Regions from separate parts of the Homo sapiens genome. Here region 2 is linked to region 1. A link is an interaction called in ENCODE POLR2A ChIA-PET data of the cell type or tissue named here. Cell type or tissue: OCI-LY7. All regions are shown on one strand. Each heading gives the region's core, and the rest is flanking DNA. Links, peaks and the distances in the headings are about the cores only.

Evidence for each region. Peaks named below come from ENCODE experiments on the same cell type or tissue, not always from the same donor. Only the 100,000 strongest peaks of a DNase experiment are listed, where the experiment ranks them.
Region 2: POLR2A ChIA-PET joins it to region 1 with 5 read pairs; 1 of 35 experiments calls an interaction of 5 or more read pairs at or near these places.

The regions. Positions count from the first base shown.
Region 1 is chr13:24,681,027-24,686,936 of GRCh38, forward strand. ATP12A (ATPase H+/K+ transporting non-gastric alpha2 subunit) reads left to right here. Exons shown (of 23, transcript NM_001676.7): 2 at 536-694; 3 at 4,288-4,347. Among named protein-coding and RNA genes, the nearest start is that of ATP12A, 3.6 kb to the left of the region's middle. RefSeq lists enhancers at 933-1,513, 1,613-2,114, 2,115-2,614 and a silencer at 3,030-3,119. In OCI-LY7, for the core only: CTCF peaks have their summits at 3,003 (motif pointing right) and 3,211; DNase peaks (open chromatin) are centred at 3,065 and 3,505; H3K4me3 peaks cover 883 bases; H3K27ac peaks cover 961 bases.
Region 2 is chr13:25,111,648-25,117,557 of GRCh38, forward strand. LOC124900613 (a long non-coding RNA gene) reads left to right here. Exons shown (of 3, transcript XR_941762.3): 3 at 5,498-5,580. LOC105370120 (a long non-coding RNA gene) reads left to right here and starts at 5,572. Exons shown (of 3, transcript XR_007063728.1): 1 at 5,572-5,650. In OCI-LY7, for the core only: a CTCF peak has its summit at 2,725 (motif pointing left); a DNase peak (open chromatin) is centred at 2,704.

The sequences.
Region 1 (5,910 bases), core at 289-5,288:
CACCTGCGGGCTCCGACTCGGAGGATGGGGTGACATGGATTCGTTGCGGTCTGAAAAGACTTCCGGTTAGGGCCCCCTGATCAGGACTGAGGGTCGTAAGCTTAGTGGGTGCCTCCTCCCCAAGAAACAGGACGCACAGCTGTTGTGTCCCCTGGGAAGGACACCTCAGAGGAAACCTCGAGGTGCCTAAGGAACCTCGAGGTTCTAAGGAAACCTCACAGCTCCTTGGAGGCATCAGTCAGGAGTTGGGGGGGTAACTTCCCACCTGCTCCACCCAGAGAAGGGTCACCCTGAGGAGCTGCTGGCTGGCCTGTGCCCACCCCGCCTCCCCTCTACACGGACGGAGAGGAAGCCAAGGTCGGCGGGAGGTGGGGGAGAGACTCCACTGTCCGACTCCCTCCGGCCTCCCCAGAGGAGGGAAGGAAAGGGAGAAGGGGCTCCTGACTCCTGCAGGTCCTGACCCCGCAGAGGGGCGCTCAGCACCTCTTCGGAAACCCCATTTGGGGCCAATATTGCACCTGGGCTTCTCTTTCAGAAAACCCCAGAAATTTACTCCGTGGAGCTCAGCGGAACTAAGGACATCGTGAAAACAGACAAGGGGGATGGCAAGGAGAAGTATAGGGGTCTGAAGAACAACTGCCTGGAACTCAAAAAGAAAAATCACAAAGAGGAGTTTCAGAAAGAACTCCATCTGGTCAGTAGCCTTAAGCCACGGGGTCCTGCCGGCTATGGCCCTTCCCCGCAAGAGCTTGCCCCTAGAACCCACCTCTTACCACAGACATTCAGTCTGAGGGATTTGAAATCCCCTTGAGATTGTGTGTGGTGTGTGGTGTCTGCGTGGTGTGTCTGTGTGGTGTGTGTGTGTGGTGTATGTGTGGTGTGTGTGTATGTGTGGTGTGTCTGTGTAGTGTGTGGTGTGTGTGTGTATGTGTGGTGTGTGGTGTATGGTGTGTGGTGTGTGTGTATGGTGTGTGGTGTGTGTATATGGTGTGTGTAGTGTGTGGTGTGTGTATGTGTGTGGTGTGTGTGTATGGTGTGTGTGTATGGTGTGTGTATGTGTGGTGTGTGTGATGTGTGTGTGATGTGTGTGTGGTGTGTGTGTGTGGTGTGTATATGTGTGTGGTGTGTGTGTGGTGTGTGTATGTGTGTGGTGTGTGTATGTGTGTGGTATATATGTGTGTGGTGTGTGTGGTGTGTGTATGTGCATGGTATGTGTGGTGTGTGTGTAGCGTGTGGTGTGTGTGTAGTGTGTGGTGTGTATGTGTGGTGTGTGTATGTGCATGGTATGTGTGGTGTGTGTGTAGCGTGTGGTGTGTGTGTAGTGTGTGGTGTATATGTGTGGTGTGTGGTGTGTGTGTGGTGTGTGGTGTGTGTATGTGTGTGTGTGTGTTTTGAATGGTGTGATAGTATCCACCCAGAGGTCAGGGCCTCTGCAGGATTCCTGCATTCTGGTTGGAGGCAGTCCCTGTAGAACTCAGAAGGAAGAGCCTCTGATTCCAGGCCCCACAGGCATGGCCAGACCTCTCTCCCCGCAGCTGCTTCAGTGAGAGTTAAGTAACCACTTGCCAGTTTTCAATTGATTAGTAAAACTATTTGAGCTGGAACTTCTGAGGAGGAAAACCAAAGCCCCTAGGCCATGCTAGATTGCAGGTGTGAAACCTCATGGAAAAGCAGTTTCAGTGGTAAAAATGTGGAGCTTGGATTGGGAGGACCTCGGGCCCCATCAGAGTCCCACTTCTCCACTGAGCTGAAACTGGCAACAAATGACTGACCCTCACTGAAGGTCCATTTCCTTTATGTAAAATGGGAAATAAATAATTTGCTGGGGTCTATGAGGGGAAAAAATGAGATGAGGATTTTGTAATTCACGTGCTTTAGGGGAGTACAATATTATTATTATTAAGGAAGAGCTCTGGAGTTATTAAAACTAGCCTTTTTTTTTTTTTTGAGACAGAGTTTCGCTCTTGTTGCCCAGGCTGGAGTGCAATGGCGCTATCTAGGCTCACTGCAACCTCCACCTCCTGGGTTCAAGCGATTCTCTTGCCTCGGCCTCCCGAGTCACTGGGATTACAGGCGCCCGCCATCACACCCAGCTAATTTTTGTTGTTTTTAGTAGAGACGGGGTTTCCCCATGTTGGCCAGGCTGCTCTCGAACTCCTGACCTCAGATGATCCACCCGCCTCAGCTTCCCAAAGTGCTGGGATTACAGGCGTGAGCCACTGTGTCCAGCCCAAACTGGCCACTTTAATAATAAAACTGCCTTGGGTCTGAAATGTGACAGATTTTATCTTGGGAACACCGAAGGGGAAACTTCTACACGGAGCTTGAGATGGGCTGGATTGTCCCCACCGTCCTTGGCAGATCTTAAAGCTCTGTGACTCCTGAGGGGAGTCTCTTTTGTGCTAGAGAGCCATTTGTTAAGTATTCAGAAACTTGGCAGGCTGACTGACATCCTGTTAGCAGCTTCAAACTTGGTTCTAGTGAGAAATCAGCAAACTCTACAAATCCGAGCTTTGTATTGATCGTTCCTGGAGAGTTTGTTAAACATTTAACAGTATACCACTGGGCATTTGTCCGTATCTATCATGAGAGACATTTAAGAACGCTTCCCTGAAACTGGACTGACCTCAATTCAAATCCCAGTGTAACTGAAGTTCAGTTTCCTATTTTGAAAAACATAAGATTTTTTTTTCTACCTCTTAAGGGTTACTAGGAAGATTAAATGAGATAAAACAGGGAAAAGACAGCACAGCACCAGACGATAGATCGTTCTTATTATTTCCCATTATCTCTAGCATTTAAGATTGAAGACATATCTGTTTTTCCCTTGACATTACAAGGGTCCTGTAATTTTCAGCAGCATATTGAATGCTTTTGCCTCCCAACCTTTCTTGGCAAATTAGTGCCTAATGACAACTGAAGTATCCCGGCCTTTGAATGAAAGGGCCAGGCAGTGACCCGAGGGGTGGGTGGGGTGCTGCCCTGTGCTAGTCCAGTGCTGGCCAGCAGAGGGCACCCCAGATAACCACCACCACCTCGTCCCACCCCTCCCCCATGCTCTCATCCCCCAGCCCAGGAAGTCTGAGGTCCCATGCATGCAAACAATGGCTCGGATCATCCACTACTTGTATCTGCCCAAAACTTAGTGGGTTGTGCTGTGCTCTGTGCAGAACACAGCCTTAATCTTCTGAATCCCCAGCAATATCACACTCAATCAGTATTAGTAGAAGGGATGAAGGAGCAAAACAGAATCTGGCTGAGAAGAGGGCTAGAAGCAAGATAATAATGATAATAATGAATTCTGCTTTATTGGAAGGCCTAGTCTCTTACTGCAACATGGAACTATTTTTTGCATATACTTAAGAAAAGAGATGATGTGAGCACCAGTCAACAGTATCAATCTTTGTTTCAGACAATCAGGGTTTAAAAAATCCTGAGTGCTGGACTTTCTAGGGGGAGTGAGGAAGACTTACCCTAGGTTTTCTGCTACAGGAAGAGACTTCTTGTCCTTTAGCCCAGTGGTTCTCAAAGGGAGAGGAGAAGAGGATTCCCCCACCCCTCTCCCAGGGGAAAAATGGAAACATTTTTGGTTACCACAACTGAGGGGAGGATGTTAGTGGGTGGAGCCCACAACAAAGAATTATTCTCCCAGAATGGCAGCAGGGCCACGGGTGAGAAACCCTGCTGTAGTCTAATGATTCTGTAGCAGAATTCACAAGTGGCAGCCACAATGCTGTGGGTTTATTCAGCAGAACTTTTCCCTGCAGGGTTTCTCTGCCCAGTGAGCTCCCTGAGCGTCACAGCTTGAGTGAGGGAAGCTGCTTTTCCCTGCCAGAGCCCACACAGCGAAGGAGGAGGAGTTGTGCCAGCCCAGGAAGCGGTTCTAGTGTGGTTTTGCCATCAGCCCCAGCCAATCCCAGGGTTCAGGCCTGAGGGAAGCCTCCAGCTCACTGGCACCTGGAAGATGAGGGTGCCAGAACCTGTATGCCCTGGAGTTCAGATTGAAGCGAGGTGCATGGCTTTGTTCAGAAAAGCTGCAGGCAGCTTCTGGGTAGTAACAGCAAGTGCAGGATTGTGCCGACTCAGGGACAGTCACTCCTGAGGCAGTGCCATCCTTCGCTGGGCAGCTGCCTGGCACAGGGGTTCTTTCTCTCCTGTCCCCCACACTCCTCGATCCCCTCCCATCCTCAGGGCTGCTACTCCCAGCTTCCATGGCTGGTCAAAGCTTGGGGCTTGAGTCTTTTGGAATTATCTAATTCACTCTGTTCTTCCTTTCATGGACTTCAGGATGACCACAAACTCAGCAATAGGGAATTGGAAGAGAAATATGGCACAGACATCATTATGGTGAGTCGTGGGAACCAGGGATTTGGAAGAGAAGCCTCCCAACTCTACAGAGGGAAGGCTGTGTGTGGCGGGGGGCTGTGTGGAAGAGTAGCGGCACCTTTAGGAGGAGGGGCCCCTGCAGCGCCTTTGAGACTGCAGTTATTTGCATCTGGACACAGTTCAAGTCAACAGAAAAACCTACTGTGGGGCTCACACTGGCCTGGCAGTGAGAGGGACCAAGAGGGACAGATGACCCCTGGCCTCAAGGAGAAAGTGGCCGGGTAGGGGAGGCAAATGTGTATGGAAGTGTCCTGAGATTCACTCTATCCCCCTGGGATGGCTACAAGAAGTAGAAACGCTATGCTGGGACAAAGGTGGATTCTGATGGAAGGGGCCAGAGCCAGCTCTCGGGCTGCTGCCATGTTTGCGCTGGGACTCAAAATGCTTCGGATTTAAGCTGGTGGGGGACCCCAGGGCCAGTAAGCACAGAGCCTGCTTGGAGAGAATCTGGGCTTGCCGGAAGCTAGTATGTGTGGAGAGGGGACAGGTGCAGCAGGAATGAAGCCAGGAAGGTCATCTGGGTGAAGCTGTCAAAGTATTCACATTAAACTAATGAGTAGGAGCTGTCTTAGAGGCAGAAGGGACATGGTTTCCACACATGGAGGTGCTTTCATTGGTTTTCAAAAGGCAGTTCTCATAGAAGATTCTTTTTTTAAAGTGAGAAATGGAAGGGTCTAGAAGAATGGAACAACAGCCCAGGACTGTGAAATGAGGATCTGAAATAATGTCGAAAGACATTACAGGGGCCAGACGTGGTGGCTCAGGCCTGTAATCCCAGCACTTTGGGAGACTGAGGTGGGCAGATCACCTGAGGTCGGGAGTTTGAGACCAGCCTGACCAACATAGTGAAACCCCGTTTCTACTAAAAATACAAACAATTGGCAGGGCGTGGTGGCACATGCCTGTAATCTCAGCTACTCAGGAGGCTGAGGCAGGAGAATCTCTGAAACCCAGGAGGCAGAGGTTGCGGTGAGCCAAGATCATGCCATTGCACTCCAGCCTGGGCAACAAGAGCAAAACTCCATCTCAAAAAAAAAAAAAAAAAGGGCCGGGCGTGGTGGCTCACGCCTGTAATCCCAGCACTTTAGGAGGCCAAGACGGGCGGATCACGAGGTCAGGAGATCGAGACCATCCTGGCTAACACGGTGAAACCCCGTCTCTACTAAAAATACAAAAATTAGTCGGGCACGGTGGCGGGCGCCTGTAGTCCCAGCTACTCGGGAGGCTGAGGCAGGAGAATGGCGTGAACCTGGGAGGCGGAGCTTGCAGTGAGCGGAGATCGCGCCACTGCCCTCCAGCCTGGGCGACAGAGCGAGACTCTGTCGAAAGAAAAGAAGGAAAGAAAGAAAGAAGGAAGGAAGGAAGGAAAGAAAGAAAGAAATTGCAGAGAGACACAACCAGCAGGACTTGCGGGGATTTTTATTGAGCCCCTCATCTCGCTAGTCATGTCACAGCAGCAGGAGGAGGAGAGCCGGTCGGGTGATGGGCTGGGGTGGGGGCAGGGAGGTGAGAGCAGGGAAGGCA
Region 2 (5,910 bases), core at 572-5,571, 430 kb after region 1:
AGAGAAGAGATTTTGTACCTGAACTTAAGGGAAAACAGACCAGAAAGGATGCAATGGGCTACCCGAGCCAAGTTCATTTTCTTACTAACAGGATGATTCATCTTCAAAGGTATTCAGTCTCAGCCGACCCTAGTCTAAGAAAACCCTGAGTGAAACCAGCCAACAATCTGCTTATCATAATCTCTTCATATGAGCTGTTATCATGCAAATAATCTAGATGTTCCTGAGATTATTACAAATAATCACCCTTCAAGTACATGTTGTAAAAAATGGTATTAACATTTGCTGAGTGACTGTGCCCCATGCATTGATCTGGTGCTTTTATATGTAATTCTCAGTTTAATGAAATTTGATAAATATGATTTAAAAATCACTACCTTCCAAATCAATTCAACAAACTTGTGTTCACTAAACAGACAAGTAAAACATCATCCATGTGTGTGTGTGTGTGTGTGTGTATATATATATATATATATATATATATATCCATATATATTTTTTCTTAATATTTTCAGAACTACTATTTTTTTCTTAATATTATTTTGATCATTCTCTTTCCAAAAATTTGATCTTTCTCCTTCCAAAATTACTATAAGACCAGCAAAAAAAAAAAAAAAAAAAGCATCAGAGTTCTTTCTATCTTTCTGATTTTCCCACTGAAGGGTGACAGAAAAGAAAGGTCCTATCTGTCATCTAAAATCTATTAGTAAGTACTTTAGCTAAGTCTGGAAACTAAGATGTCACATGTCAATTACACAGGAATGAGCTGACATTTGCTTCCTGCCAGGAGCAATACACAGATTCAGAGAACTGCTACTCTGAACATAGTTACAGAAAATAAAATATTTACCTTTGCAGGGATCTGGGACTTATGAAGCTAGTATTAAAAAGCTGTATGTTACAAATGAGGACTTAGATTTCAGAGAGTCCGTGTAAGTCCCAGGCTTTTTCAGTGTGGGATCTCATTAGCCAGCCTGTGTGAATGTGCTGAAACAAAGAGAGGATGCTTTCCCTTACTTCTGGCAGAGTTAGACAGAAGTAATGAAGGAGGTGGTGATACATCATTAATTCTCTCCAAATACCTCCAGAATAAGACTGAAATGTTAATACTGAAAGGGCTCGTAGATGCCATGTCCCTCCAGTTCTTATTTTACAAACAAGAAACTGAGGAAAGGCAGACTGTGACTTTGGTGAGAGCTTCTAGTCCCTTTGTCATCCCTCCTGTATGCCATTTGGAGATGCTGTCTGCCTAGAGTAGTTTTGCTGGTGGGGCTGTGATTTAGATTCTCTGCAGCTGAGTCAAAGCAAATGTAAAAATGACAGAGGATTATTGAGAGTAAGAGTGTATCCCACTCTCAGAGAACAGCTGATCCTTTCCACCATGGCCTCTAAGGAATTTCAGGTAATCCAGATGAACTGGCATTCATCCCAAGTGCAATTTCCATTACTCACGACAATCTGCTAACATAAGGTGCCCTGTGCTTCAGAATTAGCTTCAGGCTTTGCCAGCTAGAAACAGCCAGCCATAGACTGGCTTGCTTTTAAAAATATCACTTGGCTACGATACAGACCTCTAATATAACAGTTGTCTGCAGTCTTAATATAAAATGAAATTAAGTTGAAAGAACTTTCCAACTATGTGAGATCTGTGATCCATATTTATATATCAGATGTTTATAGTATATATAATTTATTCTTAAAGTATAAACAATATATTAAACTATAAATATATATATTTACATATACAGACATTCTAATACAGGCATTTATTTAATAAGCTTTGCATTTTTGTATAGTAATTACTATACGAAATATATTCTCATTAATATAAATAGACTTCGGTCTATTTATATTAATGAGAAGAGCATATGCAATCCTACTGAATGACATCTTTCTAGGAGTAAAATTAACTCTTAAACTATCACTAAAACAACCGAGTTAAAGCTTCCCCCGTCTAAGAAAAAGACAAGTGTTGGCCAGGCGCAGGGACTCACGCCTGTAATCCCAGCACTTTGGGAGGCCAAGGCAGGCAGATCACGAGGTCAGGAGTTCGAGACCATCCTGGGCAACATGGTGAAACCGTATCTCTACTAAAAATACAAAAATTAGCCGGGCATGGTGTCGCGCACCTGTAATCCCAGCTACTTGGGAGGCTGAGGCAGGAGAATTGCTTGAACTCGGGAGGCCGAGGTTTCAGTGAGCTGAGATCATGCCACTACACACCAGCCTGGATGACAGAGCGAGGCTCTGCAAAAAAAAAAAAAAAAAAAAAAAAAAACAACAACACCAACAACAAAAAAAACAAGTGTCCTTTCTGAGAAAAAATATTAAGAACTTTTCCTCTTTACTGAGAGTCTACAGTAGACATGAGAAAACCCAAATTGCAGTTTCACAGCTCTTGTAGCAAAAGCAAGTTTTCAAGCAGCAGATCTTATTCATTATTGAAGCAAAGATTTCCAACAGCATATGCAAGATGTATTTTCTGGAAATTGGGACATAACACCCAGCACTTGAATTAGAGACCACAGGAAAAGTGTTTTTTTTCTGTTTCTCCACCATACGATTCAATCATATTGAACAAAAGACTCATCCTGTTGTTACTGTTCTACATACAGTGAATATTTTTACTGGTAGTGCAAAGTAATACAGGCTCCAGTAAGAGGAATTAGTCCCGCCAAAGCCTGACTCCTGGGTGACAGTGTCCCACTGCTGCCATCTTCTGGAGAGTCCAGGCTCAGCAGCAGTGAGCAGATGGTTTTAAAATTCAGATCACCTCCAGCTGATTCACCTCACTGACTGACAAAGCCAGCCCTGCTGCATTTGCGGGTGTGGATGTGGTTACAGGAGGAAAAGGCTCCCTGAAATGGGCTGAAATAATGAAGGCTTGATCTAGGAGGCAAGGCATCCTTCCTGATCTGTATTATAAGTGACTACAATAGCTAATGAGTGGAACCCGTCTTAGATATCAAAACCCTAACTTGTCTCCCTCTTTCCTTCCGCCATTGAAAACAGAAATAGGTGCGGAGCCCACAGTATCCTCTCCTGGGGCCCCAGGCCTGCCTCTGCATGTTTTCAAGCACAGTGGCAGAAGCACGAGGCCACCCGCCCACCCTCAGCTAGAGGGAGCCGGCTGGGGCCCCAGGACCCCAGCCAGGATGGCGTCTGATCACCAGAGGGCTGGGTGTCTTCCCTGTCCAGTTTCATGATGTCAGGGTGCTTGATAGGGTTGTTGTCCAAAAATAAACTAATAATAATCAGCGCTGCTTCCTCTTCCTCCCTCTGTGCAGTTTCAGAGCCCACTTCCTGAGAGCTCACTGGACAAAGGCTCCATGCCCACTCCAAGGGTTGGCCCTGGTCAGCCCTCTCTTCTGTTTGGGCTCTCTCAACTCAGTAACCCCACAGGAGGTGGTGTCCTCAGAGGCCCAGGGAGTGGTCCCAACCCACTTTGTAAACCTTGGGCAGTTGCTGAAGGCAGATCTTCCGCCAAAGGTAAATACTGGGTGGAATTCCCAATACAGGAGGTCGCCTGGGTGCAAACTTGCCCTGGAAATACATGGAAATGCTCCCTGATCTATCAAGTCACCCTTCTCAAGATTCAGAAAGCTTCAGTGACCCAGAGGAATACCAAGGGGGAAATGGTGAGATGGCGGGGCTGTCTGCTGTCCTCCTGCACCTCCTCACAGTCTAGTCTCATCTTCTAAGCACCCACCACAGGTACGCGCATGTGCGCGCGCACACACACACACACACGAACTCAGAGACACTCCCCCAACACACACACACACACACACACTCACACACACAAACTCAGAGACACCCCCCAACACACACACACACACACACACGAACTCAGAGACACCCCCCAACACACACACACACACACACACACACACACACACACACACCCCGCCCTCTCTTCTGCCTTGCAGTCAAATATGTGAATCCTTGGATGACACAGAAAGGATTTATTTAACAGGAGACTGAACATTTTGAACATGGAAATGTGAATATCTGTGAACACTGAATAGGCTAGATTAGTAAGAGCAGAGACTGGAAGAAAGGCCAGGTGGGTGTCTTCTCCTGTCTTTTCCTTCTAATTAGCATTCAGTCAGACTGTATAGAGGACCTGCTACATCCTGGGGATGATTCACACATTGTCCCTGCCTCCCAGTTACTCCTCCTCTGATGAGGGTTTGCAAACGAACTTTCTTCCATCATTTATCCCCCAAAACATGTATCAATTGATATCGTTACTTGCCAAACATAAAATAACATAAGGACATGAATTCTAGAGGAATTTTGTTTTGAGAAATGAAAATATAGATTTCAGAGGCCACTGGGAAAGGAAGATTTACAGGACCAAATAACTGACAAAAATGTTAACTTGCCAGAGAAGAAAGACTCAAAAATGTTCCATTGACATAAACCTAGATAACTAGGAGAATGAGAGTGCCTGTGTAGGGGAGTGAAAATAATTTTCTCCTCCACCCTTCATAGGTTTCTAGCTAGGTCTCCCTGTTAGGGGCGTTCAAACCAGAGCGACTCCATCTTCAGTGAGGGCTAGGAAAAATGAGGCTGGGACCTGCTGGGCTGCATTCCCAGAAAGTTAGGTATTCTTAGCCTCTAGGTGTTTACCGTTAAGGGAACAGGTTGATAATGTTTACTAAACAGACCCAGACTTGGGAGTGTCCTGATATCCCAGTATCTTGAGAACAGAAGCATTCTTAATTTTGCTTTAAAGATAACATCAATTCTTGCAAAATAAAGTAATTAAGAAAATTAACCCTTTATCATAAACCCTTGTAGCAGAGTACATCTCCCCACAATCTTTCTTTTTATCCCATATGTAAACAGGATTTATCCTGTATATACCTAGGGAGGACGTGTTTCCCCTCCTACTTTCGAGAACGCCCTGCTCTGTCTATGAGTAGCTATTCTTTCACCACTTTACTTCCTTAATAAACTTACTTTTGCTTTGCACTGTGGACTTGCCCTGAATTCTTTCTTGTGGGAGATCGAAGAACTCTCTCTTGGTGTCCGGATCGGGACTCCTTTCCGGTAACATCACTATGTTGCCCAGGCTGGTCTTGAACTCCTGGCCTCAAACCATCCTATAGATTCGACCTCCGAAAGTGCTGGGGTTACAGGCATAGCCACTGTGCCCAGCTGGAACAATCTTTATGAAGGTGAATTAAAGCTGTGAGGCATGAGACCAGAAAAGATGCACCAGGAGTAATGGATTTTGGTGGAGAATGAGCCACAGAAACGCGATCATGAGGCAAATGGTGGGGCCTAACCCTGCCTTCTCAGTCCTCGGGATGGGAGACCGGGCTAGAGAAGAGAAGGCTGGTGTGAAAACGCCGGGAGGGTGAGTTTTGGCAAAAATGGGGGCATCTTCAGTTTCACTTGGCACCAAAAGGAAAATTCAATGCACATTCTTTCCTGGATGTCCAAAAGCCTAATGAGGTTTTGCTTTCTTTGTCTTCTCTTTCCGGAGCCCTCATCGAGCCTCATTCTCAGCCACATCGTAAGGATTTAGAGGCCCTAAGCACTGACGACGCTGTGGTGCCACAAAAATAGACAAGCAGGGCATGTGCGCTGAAGCTGGAAGAGGCTTCTTCCATATTTTCATTGCAAAATCAGAACTTTGGTGAGTTTTTTAAAAATGTTTTAAAATGTTTGCGCCCCTGTTTTGCTGATGCCCCTGGGAATCCCAGCACGGCCTTTTCACCGACTGCTGCTTCTCAGTCTTCATGAGAGCCCAGAGCTCTGTGCTCGGCTCTTTCCTGTCCTCCCGGGCTGGCCTTGTGCTTTCGTGACTGGGTCAGGCTCCTGGGCTCTGTGTCTGATGCAATCAGTGCCACCTGAATGCCTGGGCGGCCTCAGCATACGGGAGTAGACCGGGCGGGG